Linked DNA regions of Mus musculus: region 1 is linked to region 2. A link is a loop called in an ENCODE intact Hi-C map of the cell type or tissue named here. Cell type or tissue: gastrocnemius. All regions are shown on one strand. Each heading gives the region's core, and the rest is flanking DNA. Links, peaks and the distances in the headings are about the cores only.

Region 1 (16,732 bases), core at 8,265-10,764, 57 kb before region 2:
TAATTTGAGTCATATTTCTTTCCATTGTAGTAATTTTGACTAATATTTGCCAAATGTTTATTTTGCCAAAGAACCATCTTTTTGTTTCCTTGTTGTTGACTTTTTGTAGTTCTTGTTTCATTTCCATTTGAGTGATTTCTGATTTGATCTTGGATTCAATATAAATTTATTTTTCAGGAACCCCAGGATATACCATTAAATTCTGGCTCCTATAGTTTTGACCTCTAACTTTAAAATTTTACACATTTTATAAAAGTCCTTCTTAGAATCACTTTTGATATATGCTATAGGTTCTGATATCTCCTGCTTTTATTTAACTAGATTATAGACATTAAAATTTTGTCTCCTGATTTCTGTGATCCATTTACCCTTTAATAGTCTTGTGTTTAGTCTCCATTAGCTTGTATATTTTCTATACTACCTCTCACTTCTGATTTCCAGTTTTGTCCTATTAGGGATAGATAGAAGAAACTTACAAACTTGCTTTTCATCTCATATATGTCATGATTTGAGAAAACTCCATAAATTCCTGAGAATAACATGAATTCTACTGTGTTTGAATGGAATATGCTGTAGATGTCTTTAAGTCCATTCAAAATATAGTGACATTTAACTCAGATGTTTGTTTCTGTTGCGGTGATTTATTTATTTGTGTGAATGGAGCATCTGAGTGACTTCTTGTTATTTTGATGAGATCAGTTTTTGACTTTGTGTTCAATATTGTTTGTTTTGTGTAGTTGAGCAGGTATATGTATAGAATGACTGTTATGCATATGTTGAGAATTGTTACAAACTCTCGATTTTTTCAGTGTGAAGTAGATTTCTTTATTTCTTTTGACATTTTTTTTGTTTGAAATATACTTTTTCAGATCATGGTAGCCCTGCATTAGCTTACTTACTAATTCCATTCTATTGGAAATATCATTTTCTTCTTTTTGCTCTAAATTTGTGTTTATTTTTTCTGGAGATGTCTGTATTTTTTAAAGATGACACAGTTAGGTAAACACCATATTTTGTTTTTAATCTATCTTCAAGTCTATAGCTTTTTATTAGAGATTTCATACAACCAATATTCAAAGTCATTATTGCAATGTATGCACAAACTCTTGTCATTTAGTCGTTTTTGCAATGATTTTGTGTGCTTTATGTCATTCTTTCACTCCATTGCCTAGGACTCTTTCAAGTGTTTTCTATAGTACTGGATAATGGTCATGGCTTCTTTTATTTTGTGTTTATTATAGTGATTTTTATTGTTTCATTAAATAGAGATAGCTTTTTGGGTAGAGTAATGTGGGTTGGCAGTCACTATCTTTCAGATCTTAAAATACATCATTTCTCATATATATTCTTGTATTCCCTTATTGGTATTTTAAATGCTCCTGTATCCAAAAGGTCATTATTTGACTTAGGAATTTTATATTCTGACCTTACTGAGTATAGTTTTGCTATTTTGTATTTTTATGCTCATGATTTGTACAGTTGTTCTCTTAGTTTGCCATATATTGCATAATTCACTCCTACCTTGTTACTCTATTTCTGTCTGAATGTTCCTACCATCTACCTTCCTTTTAAACCTTATAGGACCTGTTTTCAACTTGATCCACTCTATTAATGAGGCTTTGTACGTTGTTTTTTATTTGATTTAATTCCCCACATTTCAATATGATTTTTTCTGGTTTTGTATTAAATTTATTTTTCATATTCTTTTTTGGCTTTCTAATTAAGCACTGACTTATCCCTGTTTGTGCTCTGTCAGGATGCTCTGGTTTGAATGTGAAATCTCTCCTGTTGATTCAACTGTTTAAACACTTGTTGTCCAGGTGGTGGCGCTGTTAGGGAAGGTTGAAGAATGTTAAGGAGGTGGAGCCTTGCTGGAGGAAGTGAGTGCCCGAGTGAGGGTGAGGGTTTGAAGCCCAGCCCCACTTCCTGTTCCTGCTTTGCTTCCCAGAGTGCGCACACAGTGTGATCAGACAAATCCCCACTTCTGCCACAATGCCTTTCTCACCAGTGTCCATGTCTTCCTCACCACTATAGAGTGTATCCTTCTGGAACTAGAACCCAAAGAACCTTTTCTTCCTTAATTTGCTTTTGCCAAGCTATTTTATTACAGAAATGAGCAAGTAACTAAGATGCTAGTAAGTCTCATATGGCTCTGCCCAGACTCCACTCCTGTGTGGTTATAACCCTGGGTTTTCCTACCTGTAGTTAGAGGTATTCTTGGGGCTAGGGGATAGAGCTTAGTTTTCTGACACTTGCCCAAAGTTCTCAGAATTGGTCATGCTAGGTGAGAATTTTAGAACTGCCAGGTAACTCAGGAGAGACCTTTAAAAATATTTCTTTGCCATGGCTCTAGTCACATGCCATGAGGAAGAGATCTTTCTGGCACTTCTGTGACTTGTATGACCCAGGCTCATTGTCTAGTTGGGCTTCAAATTAGCTCAGTGATTGTATCCAATGCTGATTATGCTTTGGTATATCCCTGTTTGCTGACACAGCTGGCTCCAAACTTGACTCTTTTTTCTGTCTTCTTAAAATTTGGCATTTTGAACATATAGTGTGTATTTTCTTGAGGCTCCGTCTTCATCTAAAACCACAGTTTCAATCCTCTGCACTTATACTCATTGTACAGTTGAAAGCACTGCCTCCTTGCGATTGAGCCCTCTAGAATGCAATCTAGATGTTCTTCTATTTCAAAATTATAAAGTTTATTTCTTTGCTACTGAAATGAGCATTTTCCTTCCATCTCCAAGCTTCATAGCATATCTGCTTTTCAATTATCCATGACTATCCCAGAGATTTTAATAGTTGGTATATTACTATCACCTGCCATCTTCTTTCCCTTCATCTTGCGCGCGCTCGACTGGCCAGGAAGAACGACGCTGCAACAGGATCCTTCTGCACACGTTTATTGGGACAGCTTGATTGTAGAGGCGAAAAGACCCCGAGCCCAGAACTGGTGCTGCTTTTATAGGCCTAGGAGGGTCGTGTCTCACACCCGGATTGGTTATGCACTAAGCCTCATTTGCATGTTTCTCATCTGATTGGCTACTCTCTCTCAGTACCTTACAGAACCTCATTATCATACCTCATTTGCATGTCTCACATCTGATTGGTTATACTCTCAGTACCTTACAGAACCTCATTATCATACCTCATTTGCATGTCTCACATCTGATTGGTTATACTCTCAGTACCTTACAGAACCTCATTATCATGCCTGGGCCAGGCAGTGTCTTTGCAAAAAACTTTACTGCATATGTACACATTGGTTGTTTGTCCAAACTTATGCGTGGTGGCCAGCAGTAGTCAGTGCCACTCTGTAACGGCACATGTGGCTTCCCACACCTTCATATTATTGAGGTATGGAGGAGACCCAAATCCTTTCTTCCTGACACTGTTAGGTAAGCCCTATACACTTCATCAATAGCCCTTTCCTGACATATAAATAAAAAACCCTCCATATTACTAATAAAACAGTAGTAGGTCCATTTACTTCAAAGCTTTTTTGATCAGAACATTTCAATGGAATATAAATATTTATATTCCTCAAAATATCTTTAGGAATTTTTATCAACTGATTCCAGTCTCATGCTATACTCTTCTCTCCACTCTTTTGTCAATAGTCTACCATTTCTACAATACTTTCTCCTATGTCAAGATGGCCTATTCCCCTGGTATAAACCTGCAAATACTTAGTTCTTGATACACTTCTACTTATATAAAATTTTATTAGTATACTCCACATAAATACTGGTGGTTATTATGCTTTCTCTTCTTTCCTAATTAATCCAATCCAAAGATAAGAATGTCTTCGTGTTTAGGATATGAATTGTTACCTTAATTTCCATGAAACACATTGTCTCTACAAAAGTAGGAGACAAATACTCAAAGGATGTGGAATGGATTCTGCAAATGTTTGTGAATATATGTTTATGAACAGTCTTGCTTTTTTCATATATATCACAAATGAAAGCAAAGATGGGCTAAAAAAAAAGATGATAAAGAGTGCTGACAATCATAATTTATTGGTTGAAAACTGGTTTAGAGATGAATATCATTCCAGTCACAGCATCCAAAACAAGTCATTGACCTTTAAGTTTCCATCTCTCTCTGGTCTACATGGTAATCACCAAGAATACTAATAACAAATGCTGGCACAGATGTGATGAGAGGCAAATCCTTAAACACTATTGGTGAGAACACCACATAGTATAATAACTGTGAAAATCAGCCCAAAGATTTTTTAAAATTAAAAAAAACATGTCTATTCCACACCCTTGAGTATATGAACAGTAAAAACTGAAACCTTTGGCTTATAATAAAAAGAAGAGCTAAAGTTGTGAGTTGGTGGGGAGGTGGAAATGGATCTTGGAGGAGTCAGGGAGGGAATATAGAGTGAAAAATGATAGAAATACATTAAATGAAATTCTCAAAAACTTATTTTTAAAAACCTGCAATATGACCTAGTGTCTTAGTCAGGGTTCTATTCCTGCACAAACATCATGACCAAGAAGCAAGTTGGGGAGGAAAGAGTTTATTCTGCTTACACTTCCATACTGCTGTTCATCACCAAGGAAGTCAGGACTGGAACTCAAGAAGGTCAGGAAGCAGGAGCTGATGCAGAGGCCATGGAGGGATGTTCATTACTGGCTTGCTTTACCTGGCTTGCTCAGCCTGCTCTCTTATAGAACCCAAGACTACCAGCCCAGAGATGGTCCCACCCACAAGGGGCCTTTCCCCCTTGATCACTAATTGAGAAAATGCCTTACAGTTGGATCTCATGGAGGCATTTCCTCAACTGAAGCTCCTTTCTCTGTGATAACTCCAGCTGTGTCAAGTTGACACAAAACTAGCCAGTACACCTAGGTATTTCATTCCTGGACATATACTACAATGACTATGTACCCTATGACAGGGTAATTGAATATCCATTTTCATTGCTACTTTATTTACAATAGCTCAAGTCATAATCAAATCAAGTAACAATCAAGTCAGCCTGGATGTGCAACAATAGATGGATATGAAGCAGCTTATATACACAATGGAATATTATTCAGCTCTAAAGAAACAATGCATTAGGACATTTTCAGGGACATGGAAATTCTTATTATCCTGAGCAAAGTTCTCTGAGCCTCATATGAAGACAAACACCAGCCAAATGCTCTTTCTGATATAAGTATTCTAGCTACAAGTCTGTAGTATAATCTGTCTAATATGGAGTAGCTATGTAAAAGAGGAAACAAGGAATGGAGGGGAAAGGTGGTAAGCAGAGAGAACAGTAGAGCATGTGTAAAAAGGAAGTCAAGGGAATATCTTAGCTGGAGATCCTTAGTACAATGTGTTGAACATTGAATGCCTAAGGAAGAGGGGAACAGAGATGAAAGGGGAGAGCACTGCCCTCTGAGAAGGAAGGATAGTAGAGCATATGTAAAGAGGGGAACACTGTGGGTGGAAAAGTTTAGGCAGGGAGTCATGGAAGGGAGTTGGAGAGACCAGGGTGTAGGATTGAACAGAATAGAAGAATACAAACTATACAGAAAACAAGGTATTACCACCTGTGCAATAGAAGCTTGACTGTGGTGAATATAACCAACTGCCCCTGAATGGATTCAAGATCCCTGATACTGAGGGAAGACCATTGCCTTGTGCTGTAAGTTTGGCCAACAACTCAGGTTTGGGGAAGTAGTAAGCCCAGGTGGGGAACAAAGTTCTGATGGGTAACTGACAGCACAACTGCCTTATAAATACTTATGCTTTTACCTGTAGACAAAAGCTGCTCTTAGCCTTAATCAAAGAAGTCCCTCTTAAAATGAGCAGTGGAGAATGATATGTGGCTGCCCAAGATGCAGAAAACAAGCAGCAGATGTGCATCCAGCTCTAAACATGTCGCTTATCCCCAGTCTGAGTCTGGAGCTACACTGTGGAAGAGGAAGGGGGAAGTGTGAAAAGAGCAAATGATTTCAAAATGCCATCCCCTGGACTTGAAACAACTGCTGTAAACATCAATTCACATAAACTGTAGTTATACACCCTGGGCTCACAATATACCAGACCCAGTAAAAGTTATCAATGAAGGGGGAGGGTGCTTACAAGGCCCGACGCTTTACTGCTGAACTATTGACTACAGAGAAGTCTCTTGTGATCCATCTCAAGGGGAAGCTCCAAGGCCTGACACAGTTACTGATGCTATGGTGTGCTTACAGATAGAAGCCTAACATGGCTGCCCTCTGAGAGGCCCCAAAAAAGCAGCTGACTGAGACAGATGCAGATACTTACACCCAACCATTGGACTGAAGTTGGGAACCCTTGTGGTTCAATTAGGGAAAGGCTGGAAGAAGCTGAGGAGGAGAGCAACTGCATAGGAAGACCAGCAGCAGTCTCCACTAATCTGAACCCCTGAAATCTCTCAGACACTGAGCTACCAACCAGGCAGCATACAAGAGCTGCTTGGAAGCTGTGACACATAAAGAGCAGAGGACTGCCTGGTCTGACCTCAGTGGGAGAAGATGCTCCTAATCCTAGAGAGACTTGAGGCCCCGTGGGGTGGGAAGGTCTGGCAGGGACAGGAGGTGGTGACAGCCTTTTGAAGAAAGGTGTAGGGTGAACCAAGAGGGAAGAAATGACTGGAATATAAAAAAATAAAATAAAAAGAAAAGAAATTAAAAAATAGGGAGATGTTTGTAGTTTTGTACTGTCTTCTGAGCCTACCACACCAGGTTCTGACAAATAACTTCAAGCCTGTGTTCACACAGATGGCTCTTACAAATCTTGGTGGGTCAAAAAAAAAAAAAGACACAAATATAAGAGTGAGACATGTGGGAAGGTAGGTGGGGCAGAGGTGGCATGGAGGTAGGAGGGGGGAGTAGTCAGTATGGAATGTATCCATATGAATGTATCCATAGGTGAAATTGTGAAAATAAAGGAAAACTAAAGTATATAAAAATAAATTTTAAAAGGGAGAGAAAAAAAGGAAGAAAATCTTGTGAGCTTCATCCAGGGAATGTAAAAGTATACTTATTCTTAACACACAGTTTTTGATATTTGGTTCCAATAGTAATTTGTAATCAGATATGGTAATATTCTTGACAAAAGTTTTATAACCAAGTTGAACAGATTTCGTACAGCAAACATGTGTCTTACTGACCCCTCATACGTGCCAAAGTTATGGCAGTATATCATTCTTAGTGAAGGACCTTCTGTTGTGGCAAGGGTAATTGGTTCAAAACCTTGTGGGTAGATTAAAGCAGCTATAACCAGAATCGGAACTCAGTTCCACCGAGGCTCTATTTCCTACCAGCAGTTGGTGTGCAGTGGACTCTTTCTCTCTTCATTACAATCAATTCTTAACCCTCACATGGGCCCACTTTATATCTTTTTTCATAAAGTTTAAATCCTGCTAAATTCAAAGTGTTGAAATAAACTTATTTACTTCCAGACTTCTGAAAATTTTAAGATGGAATATTTGTGTGGCTGAGTTTTGATTATAAAAAAATTCTGTTGTAACAGACAGTCTCTAAAGTTCCTGCAAGCAAATTGGGAAGCCTTATAGTAAAATGTTCACAATATGAACAATTCAATCGATAGACAGGATTGAGACTCTCAGCCAAGCCATGCTCACATTGGCGAAAAGAACAGAGTATAATTAGCTGCCCTAGCAGGATCACAAGTCTCCTTTCCGGGGGAGCTCTGGAGAGAACAGCCTCAGGGTACACACAGCTGCAGGATTCTCATTCCTTTGGGCTGGCTCATCACATATGTGGCTTCATGATATTCAAACCTTGGGTCTCAAACAATCTTTTCCCATTTTCTTGCTATGTATGCTTGACTCAGTAGCTTTGTTTATTTTCTTAAAATATTTAATTTGGTTTGTGCTTCCTGGTGTGGCTTGGCTAGGTTTTTTCCTAAGGGCAGTCTTCTTGAATCTCCTTGTCATTCATAATGCCACACCTCCAGAAGGACTGCACACTTCCTAAGTGTTGGGCACTGGTACCATCCCATCTTCATCTGAGGGTTGAGGTTTCATGAATTGCTTCACTGGGTCCACAAATGCTTGAGATATGGTCCAAGTTATGATGACCCATGCCAAAAGAATCAACCTTCTCGTTTTTCAACCAAGTTTTCTGACCATTATTACTGAGGTTCTGATAGTCTTCACACTGACTTTTTCCAGGCTATGAGGCAGAGGGAGCGGCTCCCTTCACTGCTCCAACTCTAGAAGCAGCTTTAGTTCTACTTTACTTGCACCCAACAGCTTTTGTGTCCCCCCACCCAGAGGAAAAACATACAATTATTTCCCCAACATTTTCAACATTCCAAAGCAACTAGTCCTGGGGTTCCCTGTGTGCAAATGGCCATTGCTCTTTCTCGGAGCAGAACTACAGGCTGGAAGCTATTGGCTTTCTTAGCATCCCCTTCAAAGAAGGAAAATACCAGAGCCTCCTGAACCAACAGTGAGACATGTTTGACTAGCAATGATGAAATGTCTTCTATAAACACTCCCTAACTACTCTCCTTCTCTTTCCAGGACTGATTCACCACTGAAATATTTGTGTCACTCAAGTTCAAGTACATGAAACCAAATCCTTTGGTGTCGGTGGCTCTCAGTGCCACAGAGGGCAGCATGAACTTTACCAGGGAGGGTGGCCATTAAATAATCCAGAGCAAGCTGATGGCCTCTGACAAGCTTTCTAGCTCAACAGACAAAGTTGGGACCAGAACTTATTATGTCAGATCCGTGGCGCACACTGGGAACCCTTGTTGCACAGTCATTTCCTCTCAGATGTTTCTGGTTTTACTAATACAGAATGCGCATTGCCAATACAAGAAGAGTTAGACTCAATGCCCCCAAGATGCCATTAGCAGGCAGTGCAGTCTTGTGTTAATTCAGAGCCATCTACTTAAGACTTTGTGACCATAATTCAAGTTTACTTGAATTCTCCAAAAAGGCGATTTTAAAAATGCATTTTCAGAGGAATAAAGACTGCCAGGGAATATCAAGCATCCTCTGGGGTTTGGCTGAGAGAGAAACACTGAGAATGATAAAACAGAAGTGAGGAATAGATAGATCCTTCCATGTCCAAGGACAAACAGAAAACTTCTCTGTAAAGAAGTCTCCTGGGGAGTCTTCCCACTGTGAAATTACTGACCTTAGTGTCATGGTTATAGTTCGAAAGTTATATTTTTTCCTTACAGAAAATTAAACTTAAGTTTCACAGAACTAGGATATGTAAAAGGATTAAATTCTCAGAACAGTCAGTGCATGTCTAAGATCTAATTCCAGTAGTAAATATTATAATTCTATATACTGCTGCTGCTGCTGCTGCTGCTGATACTACTACTATTTTCAGAATAAAGCTGGATATTTATGCATTGGTTTACTGTTCTCTTTTGTGAATAATAAGCAACGTCTACAAGGTATATTTAATGTCTTGACATTGAAACGTTTCATCTTCACTTAAATGTTCATGAACAAGAATTATACAATGAAAGTATAAAAATAGATGGATCTTTGAATTTAAGGCCAGCATGGTCTATGGAGTGAGTTCCAGGCCAGCGAGGGCTACAAAGAGGAAACCCTGTCTTGAAAAACCAATAATATATATGTGTGTGTGTGTGTGTGTGTATGTGTGTATGCATATACACACATACACACACAGATATATATGTATGTATGTATATATATATATATATATATATATATGTATGTATATATATAAAACCTTGGTTTTGGTCATTTATGTAGCTATTCTTCAGCCACATGTGTTCCCATTCAGGCTGAACATCACTGACTATTCCATGCAACAACAGGGAATTGAGTAAAGAGATAGTCTAAAAACTAATATTTTAACACTGGCCTAAACATTCTAATTAGGGTGATAAAACTCAAATACATGCTAGGTGAAGAACTAAGGGTTAGTAACAGACAATGACACAGTATTCAGAAGGCATCTTTAACTTGACATCTTTCCAAAGCACTCTGAGTTGTGAACCTCTAAGGAACTTGGCTTGCTACTCTTCCCAAGTCTATTCTGTACAGTAACTTTCGTTTTTTCCAGAACTATTAGCAGCTATTTAAATATTAAGTTTTAAAACACATTCAGTAAATATACATAAGCAGAATTTTTTTCTGTCCATAATTAAGGAATTGAAGCCAGAATATGTTCTCTTAGAAGGTGCTGGGAGATCAATAGTGGAAATCTACATCCTTTAAAGAGTTTTCTATATGGCAAGTAAGTAGAGCACTAAATAGTTCAGAAGAAGATGTAATGTGACTTTACATGGACCACCTAAAATGCAAGCAGGGAAACAAGAAATCTGGCTGCAGAATGGTGCTTTCTTGAACTGGGTATTGTTCCTACACCCACTGTGCAGCACATCACATTACTGTCTTTGGATTGAAAATCCTTGTGTGGCCAACCTGGGAGGCTGATCACTGAATATACAATTTCACTTATAAGAAATCTGCTCTCAGTTATAAATGGCTGACTTACAACTTCACCTTGGGAAAGGACTTATTTATTTATAAGATGTCACCGCCTGTTATGGAAGCTCAACCTTCCTACATGGTGGATGTGTAGCCACATGCTGTTCCTCTCAAGCTTCGCATTCCTTATCTATGAGGGTATGTGTGAGTGAGGGGAGCCTGTCCCCAGAGCTGCTCCATGAATGCCATGTGAGGAGGAAAACATTTTTTTTCTCAGCATTTTGGTCCCCTGTGCAGGGTTACAGCCACACCTCCTCATGTTACTGTTAAATTAGTCAAGCTGCTGGCAAGCCTCTGCTCTTAAGACCAAGGACCGTGTCCCTTACTGAGCTGAGAGCCAGCCTCCAGCATCCTCTTAATCTGATTGTTTTAATTCAATTTCATCTTCCCAGTAAATATTTTTCTTCAGCTGCAAAGAAAGTGTAAATCAACTAAGTAGTTCACAATTTATGCATCCCATTAAAGACATCTTGATGGCCAAAAAGTGGCCCTTGGGGGTAGTTTGCCTCTGCTGGGCAATTGTGGTTGTTACCAGGAAGGGAAAACATCTCATGGGATGCTAGTGATAGAAGGTGTATCTCACCTCAGTGGAAATTCCCATTTGTCTGTCACTTGCAATATGCTTGTGGCCTTTTTTCTCATTATGTCTGACAGTGTAGGAATTGGTCCCACTGAACAGCTGAGTGAAAGGAGGCTGGGAAAGATGAGCCATGTATCCAGGACGAATGGATACTAATGTATCCATTAGTGAGGCCAGTATCCAAACCCAAGTACATGTGGCATCAGTTTCTTTCTCCCTGCATTATATTACCAGCATTTTCCCTCCTTTAGAGTGACTATCAAAATTCTAGCCCTATTGGTTTGAAGATTCTTAACTTAACACATTAAAATGGGCTGGCTTTTTTCTTTTCTTCTTCTTCTTTTTTTTTTTTTTTTTTTTTTTTAATGCCAAGCATCTTGGGATTAAGACAAAATTGGATTTTCAAATTTCCTCTAAAATTCTTATGGAGACACAGGAGATGAAAACTCACAACTACACCAACATTAAGTATTAACATGTAAAGCTTCTTCAGAGCTGAGAATCAGTTCCATAACAACATTCCCCAGGAATCTGTACAGAAAAATGTTGCCTGCGGCTTGTTCATGTGAGTTAGCTTTCTAATTCTTCATTTCTGTGCATGGTCATTTGGCCTTGGGGCAACACCGTCCATTATGACAGGACCATGTGTTGGAGCAGGACTGATTGTATCACGTCAGGCAGGAAGTATAAAAAGAGGTAGAAAGATATGGGGGTTATAATAGTGTCCTTAACACACTAACAATCAAAATTACTTCCACTGCACCCTACCTGATAAAGGAAACCATGCAATAGCACCCCTGGCTGAGGGCAAAAGCTACAGCACGTGGGCCCTTGAGGACTGTCAAGTTCTAAGCTACAGAAGTATGTGATGTTGTTGGGAACAGCGAATCCCTACTTACACTTTTTCTGTTCTCTGTGGTTCAAGTCCTTTCTGCTTTACAAAGGCTAGTACTTGAGGTAACCAGGTTAGTGGGGTTTGGGAGCCATGGCACAGTGAAAACACAGGGAGCAGGGAAGGGAAAGCAGGTATAACACAGTGTTACATATGTTTTAAGAATCAGAAGCAAAAATGGCAGCAACAAATATTACTGCAGAGGATTGACTGTACATATGCATATACAATGTTTCTTTTCTGAAACCACGTTTGACTCAAAGCTTAGAACTCATAATAGAAAGACACCCTTTAGAGTCTTTCTTTGTTAGTTAAGACGATTATTTGAGGTCAGAAAAAATTGAATCTCAGCGTGATCCTTAATAGGTCTATGACCTCAAGAAGTCATTTGTCTTTCATGAACCACAGTTGACTGATCTTTCAAATAAGAATGGTGATACTGTGGAGGATAGTCTGCCAACATTAGATGAGGTAATATGGCGAGGATGAACAGCCTGGCAGGTGGCTGGTAGGTTGGTATACAACCTGGTAGCAATAATTTGAGGCTTTATAACTGCATTATAAATAGACCACAAAACTCTCAATGTAAGTACAAGAAATAGATCCAATAATTGCACAGCTACCAGCAGTAAGGGTTTAAACTGAGGTCTGATTATTCTTACAGTTAATGCTTTTCCAATTACAACTCCATGTTTTATCTGGGCATTACTAGACTGATTGATATATGTTTAAGATTATTTTTGAAAACCTTAAAAGTAATCATTGAAGAAAATCAAAGCCAGATGTCTACCTATTAAAGTCTGGGAAAGGATGAAAGCAAAGATCTCAAAATTGAAATAATGAAAGAAATATAAAATATACTTAACCAATGCACAGCAAACACATGCAATGGTGACAGGTGAATAATACAAATTAATTTTGAAAATAAAAACAAATGATTTTAATATATTTAATAATGAAAGTGTCTCCCTTTAGAGAACAAAAAAAAATGATGTTTATATAACACGGCCACTGTAGAAGGTTCAATCTTGGGACAAAATGAAACATTGAAGTAGTTAAAATGGAAAATGCATCTATTAAGTGGCAAATGCAGTGGGCAGCTGATGTGTCAACATAGTTACTCTTCATGGGTTCCCAGAATTCCATTCTCTCAATGCTATCTTTATGGCTGAGGTACGTTTCTTCTTTTTAGTGGAATGATGATTCCGTCTTTGCACCCATTTTGTTAGCCTATGTCATTTTATTGGGGTCCATTGGTGTTGAGAGATATTAATGACCAGTGATTGTTATTTCCTGCTATTTTGATGGTGGTGGTGGTGGTGGTGTGTGTCTGTGTATCTGTGTCTATGTCTGTGTCTGTGTTCCTTGTTTTGCTGGTACTGGTATGGAATTACTTATTTCCAGTATTTCCTTTGGATGTAGTTATCCTCCTTGTGTTGGAGTTTTTCTTGTAGGGTTGAATTTGTGGAAAGATGTTGTTTGAATTTGGATTTGTCTTGAAATATCTTTGTTTTTAGATCTATGGTGATTGAAAGTTTTGCTGGGTATGGTAGTCTAGGTTGGCATCTATAGTTTTTTAGAGGTTGCAGAATATCTGCCCAGGCCTTCCTAACTTTTACAGTCTGTTGAAAACTTAAGTGTTATTCTGATTGGTTTGCTTTTATATGTTCCCTGGCCCTTTTCCCTTGCTGCGTTTTAATAGTCTTGTTGTTGTTGTTCTGTAGATTGTGTGCTTTGATAATTTTGTTCCAGGAGGATTTTCTTTTCTAGTCCAGTCTAATTGGTGTTTTATACACTTCTTGTCTGTTTATAGGCATCTCTTTCTTAAGGTTGGGAAAGCATTCTTCCATGATTTTGTTGAGAATATTTTCTGGGTCTTGGAGCTAGAACTCCTCTTCCATTCCTATTCTTCTTAGATTAGGTCTTTTCATGGTATCTCATGTTTCTGGGATGGGATGCTTTGTGTCAGGACTTTTTTTTAGCGTTAATCTTTTCTTTGACAGATGCATCACTTTCTTCTATTGCATCTTCTACCTCTGAGGTCCCCTCTTCCCAATTTATTCTATTGTATCTTCTACATCTGACATCCTTTCTTCCGTGTCCCGTATTCTGTTAGCAATGCTTGAGTCTGTTGTTCCTGTTCTCTTCCTTAGGTTTTCCATCTCCAGGATTTTGTCAGTTTGTATTTTCTTTATTGCTTCTATTTTTACTTTCAGGCCTTACATAGTTTTATTTATTTCCTTCACCTGTTTAATTTTATTTTTCTATATGTCTTTAAGGTATTTATTTGTTTCCTTTTTAATGACCTCTGACCGTATTTTTTACATTTCTTTAAGATATTTATTCATTTCCTGTTTAAAGACTTCTATCATCTTTATAAGATTGAATTTCAGGTCATTTCTTGTGTTTTAGGTGTGTTGGGATATCCAGGGCTTACTGCAGTGGGGTAGCTGGAGCTTTCACATTGCCCTGGCACTTGTTGATTTTGTTCTTTGAGGGCCTTTAACTATTTGAATGGTTTTGGTTCCTGAGTGTTCTTATTGTAGTGGGTGTTGGGGGCAGTGGTGTACCATCAATGGTCCTGGTGTGGCAGGCCTCTGATGAGTATCCTTGGGTTATATGGTTCTGGACCTGAAGTTCTGTATGGTTCAGAGCTTCAGGTCTGATGAAGGTAGGCAGAGAGGTGGCAGGAGAATGGATATCCCCCTGGGATGGTGGGATGCTTAGGGTAGCTTGGCTTAGACCAGAGGGCTCAGAGAGAAGGGAAGATGAGTTAAAGAAGGGAAGGTTTTCTCTATGTTTCAGGAGTCTGATGGAGGTGAAGGAGAGGCAGCTGGAGAATGGAGGTACCTCTGGAATAGCAGGCTGCTCAGGGAAGCTTATCAAGTTTTTTGATGTTATTTTCTGTTCCAAAAGTTTGATTCTCCATCATCCTGAGATAACCCAAGTTGTCAGACCAACTGAATATTTACAAAGGTGGGATTAAGAATTGAGATACAAACAAGAAGAACACTACTAGGAAATTTTCATGGACATCATGTTATTGGTAAAAAAAAGGCAATGACTTTAGTGGTACTGTTGTGAACAATTTCTTTTGCAATAACTATTACCATCTCATAATAACTACCGAGTGCTGGCTAGCTGGGAATTGAGACTGGACTGGATGTGACTGATATAGTCTCTTTAAAAATGATTTATCTATTTTTATTTTCTGTGAATTGGTGTTCTGTCTGAATGTGTGTCTGTGTGTCCAAACTCCTGAAGCTGTAGTTAGAGACAGTGGTGGGCTGCCAAGTAAATGCTGGGAATTTAACCCAGGTCATTTGTAAGATTAGAGAATGGTCATAATTGCTGGGCCATGTCTTCAACCCCTGTAGTAGTCTTCCATGAATTTCTTCAGACCTCTTCCCATAATTTTATGCATAAAATTTATTCATTTTTTTAATGAGAAGAAAGGCTGCTCCAAGGGAATGTCTGTTTGCATGATATATTTCTGAAACAATGATTAAACAAATAGATTGGAGTCTCAATATTCTGAACACAGTAGTCTCAGGAGTGACTAGATCTGGTAACTCCTGTCTTCTCAGAAATTGTTTTAATAGCAATGCTTTCTGGCCCATGCAGAGACCAGTGAACTGTGACATTCCTCTGAGGGAAGGGAGAAAAGGCTTGAACTATCACCACACCAGAGCAAAGAGAAGAAGTTTCTGGGTGTGTAGTTCTGCGTAGGAGGAATTGTTTCTATGAAGGAGCTTGTGAAAGGACACACAGAATAAATAAACAGACAAAAATGTGGCAGACAGGAATATATTTCCCGATTCTTCATCCACAAAGATAAATTTTGATTTTTGAATACACAATGTAAAGACTTATATCTGTACTAAGAATGATGAGAAAAATCATTAACTCTCTCTCTCTCTCTGTGTGTGTGTGTGTGTGTGTGTGTGTGTGTGTGAGAGAGGGGGGGTGGTATCTGGCTACTGTACTTTAACAGTCATTCCTCTGGACATTATACAAGGTCAGTAAGTCACCTTAAGACCACCCTGCTTGAGGATTTGTTCACCACACAGAGCTGCATGGACTTTCAGCTGAGAAATGTCACCCAGCACCTTTCATATTTATGGTGACTCATAAACAGGAAACCATTCCTGTCCATGACATTGTAACATTTTCATATTTCAAATCCTTTTATGAAAAATGAAACGCGTGTGCACGCACTCTCACACACACACACACACACACACACACACACACACACACCAAATAAAACAGAGAACTTAGCTGTCTTTTGCTTTCTGGGCCAACATAAATATTGCCAAATTAGTAAGGCATACTGAACAAATTAAGCGCTAAATGCAAATTTATCGACTGAAATCCAATGGCAGACTCACCAAAGACTCTGCAGTGGTAGAGTGCAGCCCTGTAAGTGAGTGTTTGTGTTGGCGAGTCTCTGCAGAAAGACATGGGAACAGTAATAGAAAGAGGGAGCATGTCTGTTACACCCAAAATGATCAGTTTATTTTAGAAAGTCCAAGTAAACATTGTCTAACATATATTCACCGAATTTGAGTTGTAGTTACTACCAAGACAGAGATGAAAAAAATATATACTGGCAAAATTCCTTAAAAAGAAAAATCTCATTTTGAAAAGTTAAAGTTAGCACTATAAATCACTAGATGAGAGAAGGTATCCCTCCTCATCTCTGTGGCATGAATTACTCCCAGGGGTGCTTTGAGAAGATGACAAAGACCTTTTCCCTTAAGGAAATTGAAACCTC
Region 2 (16,732 bases), core at 6,434-8,933:
CTGCCCTTGTATTTGGAGCATAGATATCCAGAATTGAGAGTTCCTCTTGGAAGATTTTACCTTTAATGAGTATGAAGTGCCCCTCCTTGTCTTTTTTGATGACTTTGGGTTGGAAGTCGATTTTATTAGATATTAGAATGGCTACTCCAGCTTGTTTCTTCAGACCATTTGCTTGGAAAATTGTTTTCCAGCCTTTCATTCTGAGGTAGTGTCTGTCTTTTTTCCCTGAGATGGGTTTTCTGTAAGCAGCAAAATGTTGGGTCCTGTTTGTGTAGCCAGTTTGTTAGTCTATGTCTTTTTATTGGGGAGTTGAGTCTATTGATATTAAGGAAAAGTAATTGTTGCTTCCTATTATTTTTGTTGTTAACGTTGACATTCTGTTCTTGTGGCTGTCTTCTTTTAGGTTAGTTGAAGGATTACTTTCTTGTTTTTTCTAGGACGTGGTTTCTATCCTAGTATTGTTTTTTTTTCTGTTATTATCTTTTGAAGGGCTGGATTCATGGAAAGATAATGTGTGAATTTGGTTTTGTCGTGGAATACTTTGGTTTCTCCATCTACGGTAATTGAAAGTTTGGCTGGGTAAAGTAGCCTAGTCTGGCATTTGTGTTCTCTTAGTGTCTGTATAATATCTGTCCAGGATCTTCTGGTTTTCATAGTTTCTGGTGAAAAATCTGGTGTAATTCTGATAGGCTTGCCTTTATATGTTACTTGACCTTTTCCCCTTACTGCTTTTAATATTCTATCTTTATTTAGTGCATTTGTTGTTCTGATTATTATGTGTCGGGAGGAATTTCTTTTCTGGTCCAGTCTATTTGAAGTTCTGTAGGCTTCTTGTATGTTCATGGGCATGTCTTTCTTTAGGTTTGGGAAGTTTTCTTCTATAATTTTGTTGAAGATATTTGCTGGTACTTTGAGTTGAAAATCTTCATTCTCATCTACTCCTATTATCCGTAGGTTTGGTCTTCTCATTGTGTCCTGGATTTCTTGGATGTTTTGAGTTAGGATCTTTTTGCATTTTGTGTTTTCTTTGATTGTTGTGCCGATGTTCTTTATGGAATCTTCTGCACCTGAGATTCTCTCTTCCATCTCTTGTATTCTGTTGCTGATGCTCGCATCTATGGTTCCAGATTTCTTTCCTAGGGTTCCTATTTCCAGCGTTGCCTCACTTTGGGTTTTCTTTATTGTGTCTACTTCCCTTTTTAGGTCTAGAATGGTTTTGTTCATTTCCATCACCTGTTTGGTTGTGTTTTCCTGTTTTTCTTTAAGGACTTCTACCTGATTGGTTGTGTTTTCCTGTTTTTCCATAAGGACTTGCAACTCTTTAGCAGTGTTCTCCTGTATTTCTTTAAGTGAGTTATTAAAGACCTTCTTGATGTCTTCTACCATCATCATGAGATATGCCTTTAAATCTGGGTCTACGTTTTCGGGTGTGTTGGGGTGCCCTGGACTGGCTGAGGTGGGAGTGCAGGGTTCTGATGATGGTGAGCGGTCTTGGTTTCTGTTATTAAGATTCTTACCTCTGCCTTTCGCCATCTGGTAAACTCTGGAGTCAGTTGTTATAGTTGTCTCTGGTTAGAGCTTGTTCCTCTCGTGATTCTGTTATTCTCTACCAGCAGACCTTGGAGACTAGCTCTCACTTGAGTTTCAGTTGTCAGAGCACTCTCTGCAGGCAGGCTTTCCTCTTTCAGGGAAGGTGCACAGATATCTGGTGTTCAGACTTGCCTCCTGGCAGAAGATGAAGGCCCAAAACAGGACCTGTCCCAGAAGCTCTTAGCTTCTGTAGTCCATACTCTCACCTATGCAGACTAGTCTCAGTGGAGTCCAGGAACCAAGATGTGTCCCGCAGATGCTCAGGCAAAGTCCTCCCAGGCTGGGTGGACACCTATCCTCTGGCATAGAAGGTGCCCAGATGTCTGGAGCCCAAAGAGAGGGATGCCTCAGAAGCTCTGTGGCTCCTGCCTGTCCCAGAAGGTGTTAGCTTTTGTAGTCCACACTCTCACCTGTGCAGAGTAGTCTCAGTGTAGTCTGGGATCCAAGATGTCTCCCTCAGATGCTCAGGCAAAGCCCTCCTGAGGGTCCCCAAAAAGAATGAAAACAGGCAACCTCGGGAAGTAGGAGTTGTTGGGACCCTCCAGAGTGTACCAGAGACCTGGGAGGTGAGAAACTCTCAGGAATGAAAGGGAGGGACGTTAGATGAAACTCCTGAGAGTAGGGAGAGGGACCTTATAGAGCCCACCTCCAGCAGGAAGACAGGACATCAAGTGAGGGATGGGGTTGCCATTCCACAGTCACATCTCTGACCCATAATTGTTCCTGTCTAAAAGAATTACAGGGATGGAAATGGAGTGGAACCTGAGGAAACTAAGGTTCAGTGACAGGTCCAAAGTGGACACTAGCTCAAGGGGATGTCCCAAGGCCTGACACTATTACTGAGGCTATGTAGCACTTACACACACACACACACACACACACACACACACACACACACACAAGACCTATCACGACTGTACTCCGAAAGACCCAACAAACAGCTGAAAGAGTCAGATTCAGATATTTGCACCCAACCAATGGAAAGAAGCAGTTGTCCTGAACCTGTTGTTGAATTAGGGAAGGCTGAAAGAAGCTGAGGAGGAGAGTGACACTGTAGGAAGACCAGTAGTCTCAATTAATTTGGAGCCCCATGATCTCTCAAACACTGGACCACCAAACAGGCAGCATGCACCAGCTGATATGAGGCCCCCAAACACACATATAGCAGAGAACTGCCAGGTTTGTGTTCATTCAGAGATGATTCACCTAACCCTCAAGAGACTGCAGGCCCCAGGGACTTTAGAGGTCAGGTGGGGTGGGGATGGGGGCATCTACATGGAGATGAGGTTGTCAGGGGGAGGTGTGGAATGAGGAGCAGTAGGAGGGTGGATAGGGGTGTTGCAGTGGATAAAATATGGAGTGTAAAATAAATAAATAAGTTTAAAAAAAAAGTACATATATTCTCAATGCACTGTCATTGGAATGTACTCATTTAAATAACTATATATCCTTATAAGATTGCAGAACACAATGGTATCATGAGCAAATATTGTTTTTTCAAAAGCAAAGGAAGAATATGTTACAAAATAAAAACACATGAAAAAATATTTTTTATTGTTGAGTCTTTTAATGGAAAAATAATTGATAATTTCTCTGCTTGAACATTAAAAAAATTCCTGAGCTCTTAAGCCAATTTTCTGATGAGAAAGAATGAGAAGAGTAAGAGAAGAGTAATTAAGAGCATAGGCTGAGAAGACAGACTCAGAATGTCAGCAAGCCTCTGGTGCACAGCCTGCTTTCTGGTCTTCTGTATTATAGAAATGGAAAAGTATATATTGAGATGTTTCTTTTTTTTTTTTTTAAAGCCAAGTTTTCTTTATGTGTGCTTGCTGATATTTTGTTCTGCCCAGAGCTGAGCTCTGTGATGGAGATGCATTTCTGACATTCATGATCATTCTGTATTACTGGAGATTTTACACACACTGGGAATGGTGGAAATATTAGCACAGATCTGGTAAGCTTTGAAATGTGACAGAGATGTGTGAACCTAATGGGTGCTAGACTGAGGATCCAAAGCTTCAGTCACCATTCACCGGGTCAACCTGTGTGTGGCATGCACACAGATGTTACTTCCTTTGCCTTATGTGTTTCTCCTTTCTGACAAACATCCTTGCTCCTCCTTGATAGGAAAATGGAGAACCATGGAGCAACATAAAGATGCCAAGACTAAAGCTAGTACTGATTTATTATGTCACACAATGTTTATGAAGCCTTCCAGAAGCCACCTTTCCTTTATTAGCCACCAGTGACCTGGCTTTATTGAGAAGGCTGAGCTCCCTACCAGCTCTGATACCGATGACTCTTGTCTAGTCCACTGTTTACTGGTCTGTCCATCCCACAGGCCAAGGGCAGGGCTGGCCAACATGGTGTTTTCCTTCATATTCATGTGATTGTGATTTACAAATATACTATTCTTTGTATATGCCAAAGGCTCTCTTCAGAGCAGAGCAGAGTCCATTACCCCCACAGAAGCTGGCACAGTAAAGGCTCCTAGCCTATCGATGCCTGGTTTAGAAATTCATCCTTTGCAATTAGCCAAAGAAAGATGCCAGTTCACTCGGCAGGAGAGCAAAGGCCTCTCAGAGGGTGGGACACAGGCATTCTGTGCTACTCATTCTGCATGACCAAAGGTGATTATCAGTATGCCAGCTTTTGTGCCAACCCTGGGCACTGAAGTTACTAGTTATTAATACTATGAATAAAACTTTTAGATTCATTTCCCAGGAGGTAAAGGGAGCCAAAAAAATCACCCTGCAGTGTTGACTTAGGGGGTTGGTGCTACAAAGAGAGCCTCACATTTTGGGGAATAGAAGGGCAAGGCCAGCATCCTTTCTTAGAGATACTTGCCAACCAGTTGGTCTCTCTGATCAAGATGTGTACCATTTCTAATATGTGTATCATTTCCATATGGAAAACAGATCTAAGCTTCAAAGAGAATGACTTTAACATCATGAGTACTAGTTTGTGGGCTATGTCTACTCATTTATATAAATTAAATATATGTAAAAAGAAATTGCTTGGAAGAGTTTTAACATGAAACCCAAGAAGAACGAAGACCAAAGTGTGGACACTTTGCCCCTTCTTAGAATTGGGAACAAAACACCCATGGAAGGAGTTACAGAGACAAAGTTTGGAACTGAGACAAAAGGATGGACCATCTAGAGACTGCCATAAACGAGGATCCATCCCATAATCAGCCTCCAAACGCTCACACCATTGCATGCACTAGCAAGATTTTGCTGAAAGGACCCAGATATAGCTGTCTCTTGTGAGACTATGCCAGGGCCTAGCAAACACAGAAGTGGATGCTCACAGTCAGCTATTGGATGGATCACAGGGCCCCCAATGGAGGAGCTAGAGAAAGTACCCAAGGAGCTAAAGGGGTCTGCAACCCTATAGTTGGAACAACAATATGAACTAATCAGTACCCCTCCCAGAGCTCGTGTCTCTAGCTGCATATGTATCAGAAGATGGTCTAGTCGGCCATCAGTGGAAAGAGAGGCCCATTGCAAACTTTATATGCCTCAGTACAGGGGAATTCCAGGGTCAAGAAATGGGAGTGGGTGGGTAGGTGAGTGGGGGGGGGTAGGGTATGGGGGACTTTTGGGTTAGCATCGGAAATGTAAATGAGGAAAATACCTAATAAAAAATTTAAAAAAGAAAGAATGCAACTGTTTTCAGTCACAGTGCTTCCATTTAGATAATGAGTCTGTTGCCCAATTAGTGTTAGTAAATGTAAGTTCATAGAACCTTCTTGTGGATAGTCCTGTAAGGTGAACTGTGGGCATACCTTGAGTACCTGTTTCTACAGCATGACTTCTAAATAGAGTAAATGACACACAGGGCACCTGAACCTTCTGGGGTTGCACTTGGATTAGTGACTTTGTCACTCCTAAGCCTCTTTGGGGTACATGTCTACTTTGATTGCCTCTAAGCAATGCAGACATCCAGATGTTCCAGTATAGAAAACACTCTTAACTTTAGGCCCATGTCCTATTAATGCCTTTTTTAAACTTGTGGAAAGTTTACTAAAAAACTGCATTCTTGTTGATTAAGTAGGCAGATGGTTTTTCCAGGTATAGATATATACACTTAATAAAACAAGTTTTCCTGTAATTGGATAAAAATCATCTCAATTTCAATGGAGTATTTTTAAAAAAATGTAAAGGCATTCTCCAAGCTGACTTGTATGTGTTGGCTGACACAAACTTTACTCCATGTGTTCGTGTGTATATCTCTTTCTGTGTGTTTGCATTGTATCATGTTTGTGTGTGTGCGTGTGTGTGTGTATGAAATAGGTATGTATTGTGTTGAATTTCAAATTTCCATTTCAATCTAACCTATGACAGAAATAATTTTAATGCTGCAAATAAAAAGCTTTCAAAATAAAATATATGCAACCTTTCCATCTCATTATTGAAGTCTGGGATTCTCCCAAGGCATTCCTTAGAAATGCTGCCTAGGCTTCAAAGAACTATCAGTCCTCCTGCGTTGAGTGCTAACCCCACACTTCTGGCCAGAAACCCTATATACCATCTCACAGGAAGAAAGCTATGGCCCTTTTCTCATCTTCACCTGGAAAGTCTGATGCTTTTCAGAGCCATAATTTAGGTGCTTCTTGTGACACATTTTAATTTTATATGTGACCTTTCCACATTTGAGGCCCCATTCAAGCTTTGTCTTTCTTGCCTTCTTGTAGTGTCTTTCTACCGTCTTGCTATTTCAGTATTTCAAGCAAAGCTATCCAGAAAAATGCTATTACCCCATCTGCAGTCAACAGAAAACAGTGAAATACATCCAATTGTCTATTCTAGAGAAGAAAATAAATCATGGCTTCTCAGTATATAGGGGAAGATGTGGACAAGATAAAGAATGACATAATGAAATGCAACAGGTTCAAGGTCCAAATGTACTTGATGCTAAGTCCTTGCTCTGGAACTTAGATGTCCTGAGACTTCAGAGAGACAATTTAACATTTTTGAGACTTTGGCTCCCTGAAAGACAAAATCAGACACACAACCATGCCTAAAGGACGTGTTGATATAAATGACACTGGTGGTATTTTTGATGAGAGTTATGAAGGTAGTGGTGTTGGCATAATGGGTGGTTGTATGGATAGTGTTGGTGATGGTGGAAATCTTGAATGTAGCATTGATGGTGTATGAAATAATAATGGTAGATTGTAGAAATAGTGGATGTAGAAAGGGGTGTTAGTGATAGGAGTAAGCATAGTGGTGCTGGAACTACTGATGATGATCTTGAACCTAGCACTGGTAGTATTCACAAAGGCAGAAATTATAGAGACAATAGTGGAAATTGTTAGAAGGAGAGAAGACAGTGTTGGTAATGATGAAGTTACAGGTATTAATGGTGCAATATTTGGTGTTGGTAATGAAAACCTGGTGTGTTTTGAACCTTGGCCAAATAAAGATGAGTATTTGTCCTTGAGGTATAAGTATAAGGAACTAATGAGAACTCATGCCACAGGTTGCTCCTCTTCTTATTCTCTGCCATGTTGGATAAAAATCTTACAACTGAGATCTCATTCATTGAAATGGTTAAAAATGCTAATACCTGGCTCTTACAGTTCAATCACATCATGCATTCTTTCTTTATATACATAATATTACATCAAATAAAATATAAAAATAAGACCTCCAGAGACAGTTATAAAATTCGGAAATCCAGCTTCCGTATATAAACACTCTTTTGGTATAACTATTATTATCACAGAATCTTAGATAATTTGTAAACAGAATTAAACCCCTTTTCCCATTTTAGTGCCGAGGGGAAAATGGAAGCGTTTCTAGACTTGGGGTAACTCTCCAAGGTCACACATGTAGAGATGAAGACAGGCGTTTGAAGCTCAGGCATCTCTCATGTTCCTCTTTCACTGTCCTGACTCCCCAAGCAGAACTTACATTCTCCGGAAGGAGATGTGGTCTGGCTATTTTCTTGCCGTCAGCACCTTATGCAGAGCCAGCCACATGGCAAGTGGCCTCTAAGTGCCTGTGACATGAACTTGTGAGAGTTGCTCACACCACAGATGAACACTGTGCCTGGTGTAAATGTCATGACTGAGGGTGTCATTACAATGGCCACTCTGTGAGCAAAAATCCCGGGCTCTAGAAGATAAATGAGACTAGCCTGAAGGACCACAGAGACATCTTCCCCGAGGGTACCTGTGGATGCCTCCGAGCAAGGCTGGGATGCTAGTGTCCTCTTCTCTGAGTTCTTGGGGAAGCACTGATTCTTGCTCCGTTTGTGGAGAGCAGGCCCTGGTGTTTGGGCTGAAGCTGAAATGTATGCCACACATCTGGTGCTAGGGAGATTGGGAGAGCTGCTGTGGTCAGCAGCCAGGGGAGCAAGGCCATTTCAGGGCGGTTAAGCTGAAGTAACTCGAGTACAGCACAGTCTGAGTCATCCTCCTCAAGGGGAGCTTCCACTTGGGTGGAACCTGACACCTGAACCCATCTGTGGCTTTGCCCTGGCTGGCTCTGTACTGCCCTATCCTGTCCAGGACAGCTCAACTTGGACATGACAGGACAGGCCACACTTGGTTTTAGCCCAGAGGAACTGAGCCCAGTCTGCAAAGCCAGGAGCTCTGAGCAAAGGCAATGATGTCAGCAAGGGTAGGACATAGTTTGAGCTGAGAGCCTAGAGCCCTGTGTCTCTGGGTCACTGTGTCCACTCATGAACCTATCACGTGCGCGCGCGCGCGCGCGCGCGCGCGCGTGTGTGTGTGTGTGTGTGTGTGTGTGTGTGAGTGTGTGTCTGTGTGTGTGTTTCCTTTGCTCTTGTTCTGAACATCTACTTGCATATCTGTATGAATCTTAAGCACTAGCATGTGTGTTTGGGTATATATTATCCTGCAAAAGAAAAGCATAACTGATTTTCTTACAGAATTTGATTAGTTGATTATAAATGGCTTTTAATAATGACTTTTACATGTAAGGCTCTATGTATCTGAGAATTTAGGGAACTGAAATGAGTTGGTATTCAAACACAAATAATGTAGTCAGTTGTTGTAGCATAGTTTCCCATGAAACTAGCACTGGCTGCCTAGGAGTTTTCATGTAGGAACTGTATCAAGATGGAGAGAAATAGTGGTCGTGGTGGTCATAGTGATCATGCTGGTTGGATAAATCAGAACATGAGGCTAGGTTTAGCGGAGCTGGGTCTGGGAGGAAGGGATGTGTGTAATATCTATCTTCCTTTTTCAAATATGACCTTCATTTGATAAGTACAGAAACTTCACCTCTTCCTTTTTCATATCAATATTCAAACTATTTTAAAAACATGTCACATGAACACTGAAAGATACCATTTGTTTGTCTATCACTCTCAGGAAAACCATTTGCTACAGTATCATATGTCCAGGTATGGAACACTGGCCTCTGATCATTGAGCCCTACTCCTTGCCTCCTCCAATCATACAGTGGTCTTGCTAGTACCTAACATGATTCTGCAGATTCATGGTGATGTAGAATTAGTAGACCAGTCAGAGGGACTGGCACAATAACACTTCTGACATCATTCTAAAAAGAATAACACAAGGGAGGAAGCAATTGAAATGTGAATGAAGAGATCTTGGCTTGGATGTTGGATTCTGAGGAGTTACTAAGCAGTTCCTAGAAAAAGATATTTCTAATAACTCACTGAAGGAATAGAAATGAGAGAAAGCTCTGTAACTCCTTCCATGGGTGTTTTGTTCCCAATTCTAAGAAGGAGCAGTGTCCACACTTTTTTGGTCTTCGTTCTTCTTGAGTTTCATGTGTTTTGCAAATTGTATCTTGTATCTTGGGTATTCTAAGTTTCTGGGCTAATATCCACTTATCAGTGAGTACATATCATGTGAGTTCTTTTGTGATTGGGTTACCTCACTCAGGGTGATATCCCCCAGGTCCATCCATTTGCCTAGGAATTTCATAAATTCATTCTTTTTAATAGCTGAGTAGTACTCCATTGTGTAAATGTACCACATTTTCTGTATTCATTCCTCTGTTGAGGGACATCTGGGTTCTTTCCAGTTTCTGGCTATTCAATGAAAGGATGGACCATCTAGAGACTGCCACACTCAGGGATCCATCCCATAATCAGCCTCCAAACGCTGACACCATTGCATATGCCAGCAAGAGTTTGCCGAAAGGACCCTAATATAGCTGTCTCTTATGAGGCTATGCCGGTGCCTGGCAAACACAGAAGTGGATGCTCACAGTCAGCTATTGGATGGAACACAGGGCCCCCAATGGAGGAGCAAGAGAAAGTACCCAAGGAGCTAAAGCCCTATAGGTGGAATAACAGTATGAACTAACCAGTATCCCCCCCACCCCCCTGAGCCCATGCCTCTAGCTGCAAATGTAGCAGAAGATGGCCTAATCGGCCATCATTGGGAAGAGAGGCTCCTTGGTCTTGCAAACTTTATATGCCTCAGTACAGGGGAACGCCAGGGCCAAGAAGTGGGAGTGGGTGGGTAGGGGAGTGGGGGGGGGAGGGTATGGGGGACTTTTTGGGATACCATTTGAAATGTAAATGAAGAAAATACCTAATTAAAAAAAGAAATGAGAGAAATAAGAAAGGATGAGAAGGATGGAGGGAGACAAAGAGGTGGATAGGCAGAGAGATACAGAGAGCATATCAATCTAGATTGCTAGATACAGTACTCTGCTGACACATTAGCAGACAATGCGTAGAGCCTCCACTTATATTCCTACTTTCTCTTTAGACTACTCAGAGAACTTGACCTGCATAGCCTGTGATGTTTCATCTGTCTGTATAACACCCAACCTAGTCATGAGAGGAACACTCATGCAACAGCTCAGCCCCACCTTCCCGTGCCCTTGCTGTCCTCTGATATACCACAGAACACATAAACATCTAGGCTACGTTAGTAGTGACTGCAAGAAAATTGGAGAAAATCCTTCCAGATCTACTCATACACATGTGCTAGCATTCTGCACCATGGGAGAGCTGTGTGGAAAGCTTTCAAGGCACTCCTAAGGAACAAGACTTAATGCCTTGCAAGCTAAGAGTCCTAAGTATGTAACGATTAAAAATCATTTTAAATAGTCTGCACAGGGGCTTGTCACATTAGTTTAACAACTCTTAAAGAATAAATGCAAGGCTTGATATAGAACTCTAGCATTAAAATGCTTCACTGAGATTTTTCCATCCCTTATGAATACACCTGCTATAAGCTTCAGGGTCTGTGTTTGAGGAAGGAGTATCCAAAGAAACTGAAGGAATTTTCTTACTTCTTATATACGCTACGATTAGTCATGTCAGAGCATTGCACATTGGTTTTGTATGGAGAGTATAAACATCACTATGATGACTTTCACAGAGTACATTTTGCTACTCAGCATGACCTTGGCTTGATGTAGGCAAGACATGAGACATTTCAGGATGGCTGACACATATATTGTCCACATCAGTTTGCTGAGGAAGAACTTTCAAATTCAACTAAGGGTGGCTTCATGATTATCCACGGAAAATGCAGGGATGGTTCTTATGACCAGCTGCTATCCAGTATAGGAAACTCTGTCTTTGACTCCTATCATCTAGTTTTGACTACTGAGCTCAATTTTAGGGGCCCCTGAGCCCCATGCTTTGTGTAAGAACAGTTCTGGTGAATTTGAACTAAGTTTCTAGTCACCTGAGAGAATACGAGGGTGCCAAAGACTTCACGGAGAAAGTCTGCCTGGGGTTTTCTGGCTTCTTAGAAAGCAAAGTGGTGCATCTCCATCGATCACCATAAATGGCCTGCCTGAACTTCTAGTGTCTTTAGTTTGCATCACAATATTTCATTCAACTACCCATTTGTTACACACACATTCTGAAAGCAAATAATGTTAATGTAAACACTTCGGGAAGCATTGTTCCATCTGCTGAAAATGTGCAGTAGTTGGATTGCCCCTTGTCTAAACTGGGGAAGCTACTCTCAGGCAAGTTTGGGAGGTAAATGAACTGTCTGGATGCTTTTCTTGGCAGTCTCCCTTATTAGTGGGAGGTGGCAGTAACATGAACATGAGGAAGACAGAAAGTGTTTACTTAAAGTCATGGCCAAATGGCGAGGGAGAGTTAAGATAAATCATAAGCTGTCAATGATGACAACTTCAAACTGCTACTAGTTCACTCCTGTTTATGGAGTCTCAGATGCTGCATTTGGAATGTGAAAGAGTTTAGGAAAGCCCTATTGGTAGTAGTTGCTGATTGAGTACGTCAGCGTTAGAGACAAAAGGTAGCATCCACGCACACAACAAATAAGAATGGCAGACCAAGGCCCTGCTGCAGCCATTTGGAGTGAGCCAATGTCTATTAGATGGACATTACTGGCCACAGTCTCCTATTCAAACTCAACCTGTGCTTCCGCTGTGCGGCTTCATATATGCTTGCCATGTGGCAATCCGTACAATAATATGACTGAAGGGAAGAAATCACTTGTCTAGATAACTTTGCTGGACTACTGGTTTCTGTATTGTACGCCAGACCGTGGAGTATATAGGACAAAGAGCATTATCTTTTGAGGACACTCCTCAGTGCTTTCCACAATTTCACCCCAATTCTGGGAGAGGAAAATTCACCCAGAGTTTCAGTTGGTGATATCCTCAAAAGGAAAGCAACAACTCATTTCTTTTTATCAGATGAAAAATCAAACTAATATTATCTGGTGATATTTTAAGAACAAAATTTAAATTTCTGGTTTAAAAAGAAAATGGTGATAGAAATTTATAAACAAAAGGTATGCTGTGTTTGAATATGAAATGCCCCCACCCAGATGACTCATGTACTGGACACCTGATTGCCAGAATGTGGCACTATTAGAAGGCTGAGAAACCTTTAGAAAGAGATCTAGTTGGAGGAAATTGGTCCTTGGTGATGTGCCTCTGAAGGTTGTTTGGTTTCTCGAAACCAGTGCTTTTCAGCCCTCCTAATACTGAGACCCTTTAATACAGTTTCTTCTGTTGTGGTGACCTCCAACCATAAAATTATTTTTGTTGCTACTTCAGAATTATAATTTTGCTACTGTTATGAATCCTAATATAAATATCTGATATGGAGAAAAATCTGTGACCTTCATGTGACCTCCCACAGGTTGAGAACCACTGCTCTAAGCCCTTCTTCTCTCTCTACTCTATGTCTACCACTAGTTGACTAGTTAAAATTTAAAACCCTTTTCTATGAGTTACTTCAATTGTGTAAAAGAAAAATAAAATATGTGATAGTAGCAACTGAAGAGGGAGGCCTGGGAAGTGAACTTAAGGATCATTAGGGTGGTAGAAAGGGGCAGTACTGTGGCGGTTAATTTCTCCATCTAACTTGCTATGGCCTGAATTATTCTTTCTCAGTAAGTATACAGCTCCATCACTCTCATCTTTGAATGTGACTTAGCTTGGAAATCGGGTCTTTGCTTATATGACTCCATTTATGAGTTAGTATGAGCTCCTTAGGGTAAGCATTAATCCAATCCAGTATGACTATTTTTCTTAAGGGAAACTTTGGGTGCACAGAGGCATACATGCATGCATTCATGCACACACACACACACACACACACACACACACACACACACACACACACACAGAAATCCATGTGCAAATGAAGACAGAAATCTCAGTGATGTGCCTATAAGCTCAGGAATGCCAACGGTTGCCAGTGATTACCAGACACAGGCAAGAGACACAGAACAGACCCCATCCCAGCCCTCAGAAGACAGCAACAGCACTGCCAGCACCTTGATCTTGGAGCTATAGCTACAGATTCTTGAGACAGTAAACATCTGTTGTCTAAGCTGCCCAGTTTGTGGTATACTCCCAGAATACGAGTGCAGAACCAGATGGTAGACTGAGCTTTGAAACAATCAAGCTGATGGGGAGAGAATGTAAGATAGAGGGGAACTATGAATGTATCAGCCACAAGAAATTGGGATCCAGATGGCTCTGAACAGTAAATAATGACTGTCCAAACCAGGGTCTGTCTCTGTCAAACTAGGCATGGCTATTTAATTCTATTCAAAAGCACAATTTATGCATAACAAAGAACCTCATAGGATTTGAGATTGGAGCATAATATAGCATTAGAACAAATAAATTGATCATCAGGAAACATAATAAGCTTTCCTGGCTGAGAAAATTTACACACACACACACACACACACACACACACACACACACATACACACACACATGATTTATGTGCCATGCATCTTCAAAATGTGCTTGAGAAAAGAAAGCACAATTTGCACTCCCCAAAATTTAGTACCTGCTGTTGCTTAACACTGAAGCTTCCTTTAGTTAGTTTCAAGGAGTTGCATTTGTGTAAGTTCTGAGGTATCAGTCTTCTAAAACTATAGTAACAGAAAGGGACTGTTTCTAAAATACTCATTTGATTAAGGCATGGACCTCAGATATTTCCTCCATATCTCTTAGAACTTCCTAAACTTTTACCTTTTATAAGACAACCAAATGGTCTTGTTTAGCTTGGGCCTTCTATCTGGCTCTGGTATCCTCAGTGTCTTTTCTGTGATGCCTCTTATAGAAGAGCCTTGTTTGGATAGGACCGTGAATCAGCTCAAGGTAAGCCTGGCGTTTCCTTCTCCTATAGGATCAGAGGGGTAATGAATGGCCCTCTCATCGATATTTTCTGCTCTGCTGAAAGCTGAATGAGATTCTAAGGAGACTTCCTAACAACCTGAGGTCATCAGCAATTAAACTCACAAAATCAGACATGCAGATCTAAACCCAGTCTCAACGGAGCACCACAGGACCCGAGTTATATGGATAGCTGTCTCTTCATGAAAATACAAGCCTTATTTCAAGGTGAGCAGTGTGAGGAAACCTCTCCAATGGGAGACCTGTGCTCCCTTGTTCATAAGTGAGCATCCTGCTGGACTGAAGAGGACCACTTCAGTAAATGTAACCAAACAGAGATTAATATGAGCAACTATGCCAATGCTGAATGGATTCAATTACTCATCAAATCTCCTTTGGATCCTGATTTTAATGAACAGAACAGACACATTTTTTGATCTTGTAGAAGCAAAGTTTTAGAGAGAAGAAGAGAAATCAGGAGGAAATAAAATAAGTCCTCACTAGTGAGATTGTTTCTGGAAAGAAAATAAACAGATATGTGCAAAGTAACTGGTACTTAGGGAGAGAGATGAAAAATGCTTTCTGTGTGGACCAGTCATTTTACTGTTGCAGAGTAGCCTAAATGGTGTGACATATGAGTGGTGCCCAGTGAATATAGAGAAGGGAAAGCCCCTTTCCTTGGGTTTTCCTCCATGAAGTATCATTCTGTGAATCTGCACAGACATATTCCCGTTGCCCTTCTTCGTTTTCTTGTAGAATTCTTGAAAAGATTATGCATTACATAACTCAGGGTGTTTGGCTATTATGGTAATGCTCTTTTGTTTTAAATATTGTTTTAATTTTGTGAGCTTTCTAAGGTTCAAAAGTCTGTCCCAAATAGTAGTTGCTGTTAACACCAGATACTCTAAACTTCCTATTTCAAGAATCTCTCTCATAATCTACCTCAGTCTTACAAAAGTATAACAGATGAAGTTAATGAGTACAATACCTGTCCTCAGGTGTCAGCTCATTATGGAATGCCTCTCCAGAGAGATTGTTGATGTATGGAAACCTATGTGGGCCTTTTGGAAAAAAAAACATTTGCTTGAACAAGCTGTAGAAGCCAATTCTGCCATTGACCATATGTCTTTGAACAATGAAATTAAAACTCTATTCATTTATTTTCCTCAGAATAAGATGAATTTAGTAATACTTAAATCAAAGTATAGCCTCTGGTCAAATATATTGAATAATTCTTAACAATATCAGACATCAACAATTTTCTCTTTTACTCTTTTGGTGTTAGGAAATGAATGAATTATTGACTCAAACATTGTGGATTCCACCATTGTAATATCACAGTACAGATTCACTGCCCTAAGAAGACAATTATTGTATCTCATAAAAAATGAATAAGATCTCTGGAAGATGATAGAATAACTTCTCAGTGTGGCCATGCTTCAGCTATCACTTAAATAAGAACATTTTAAATAAGCGCCTGTAAAAGAGATAGATAGGTTAAGTGATGGATATGTTAATTAATCTCATTTATTCAATCCACTGCATATTTTACACATAAGTTAAAATCTCATACTCTATTCCATTAGTCCATCCAATTATGATTTGTTGGTCAAAATATTTGAAAATAAGAAACCTTATAGAGATGTTGCAGATGTTATGCAGATATTTCCTTGTAGGTCAGGTTGTAAGGATTAATAGAAAAATATCAAGTTGTCTCCTTAAATTATTCAAATTAATGGTGAAGTTCTCACATAACACCTCAGCTTTTTGGAAATGGCAGTAACAAAAGCTAGGGAAGCAGAGAACCTCCACATGCATTATGAGTAATGAGATTTTTACAAAACTTATGTTTCCATGGCTTCTTTTTCACTCTCCATAGGTGCCATTGTGATCCCTGATGGGTTCTGGTCCACTGATGCCATTTTTGCCATTTTCCAGGTAAAGGGTTAGAAAGGTGAAGTTATTACTTCCAACATTGAACTCTATCAGGTATGAGCCCAGACCTGTGTGCTTCTTAGAATGGAATTGTGATAGTTACAGAAACTCAGAAAATAACTCCTCCATTCTCTTATCCTGATCTTTACACCTGTTTTATTATTTTAGTTTTGATATCGTAATTTAATTACAACATTTATCTGTTCCTTAATATTCCTTCAGACCCAGCCATATACTCCAAACTGATTTTATGAAATTTATGGTCCTCTTCTCATTAATTGCTATTGCATATATATACTTATTCAGACCATATAATGTTACTTTTATGTATACATTTCAGGGCCGACCATTTGGCAATGAGCAGTCTTTACTCTTTTACCCAGAGAATAAATTTATAAACTATTCAATTATTTTGTGTGGTGGGGTCCCCTTTAACTAGAGGTAAAGCAACTCATTGTATGTTAAAATTTTGTTTCTACTCAATCACTTATCTAGATCAGGTAGGCAGACCTGGGATGTGAATATTTGCCCACCTTTTGGACTTCATATTGGGACTTACAATTCCTTCCTTTCTGTCACTTATGAAACAGGTCTAGGATCTATTTGCCTGGTGATGA

The links. A loop is a pair of places that touch in the nucleus more often than their neighbours do. Peaks named below come from ENCODE experiments on the same cell type or tissue, not always from the same donor. Only the 100,000 strongest peaks of a DNase experiment are listed, where the experiment ranks them.
Region 1: a loop joins it to region 2, with 6 times the contacts of the local background. A loop is called at or near these places in 2 of 42 quality-filtered maps.

Annotation. Positions count from the first base shown.
Region 1 is chr12:9,831,633-9,848,364 of GRCm38, forward strand. No RefSeq gene overlaps it. Among named protein-coding and RNA genes, the nearest start is that of Gm22845, 25 kb to the right of the region's middle. In gastrocnemius, for the core only: no CTCF peak of the experiment used is centred there; no DNase peak of the experiment used is centred there; H3K27ac peaks cover 852 bases.
Region 2 is chr12:9,890,573-9,907,304 of GRCm38, forward strand. No RefSeq gene overlaps it. Among named protein-coding and RNA genes, the nearest start is that of Gm33734, 21 kb to the right of the region's middle. In gastrocnemius, for the core only: a CTCF peak has its summit at 7,925; no DNase peak of the experiment used is centred there; H3K4me3 peaks cover 563 bases; H3K27ac peaks cover 1,800 bases.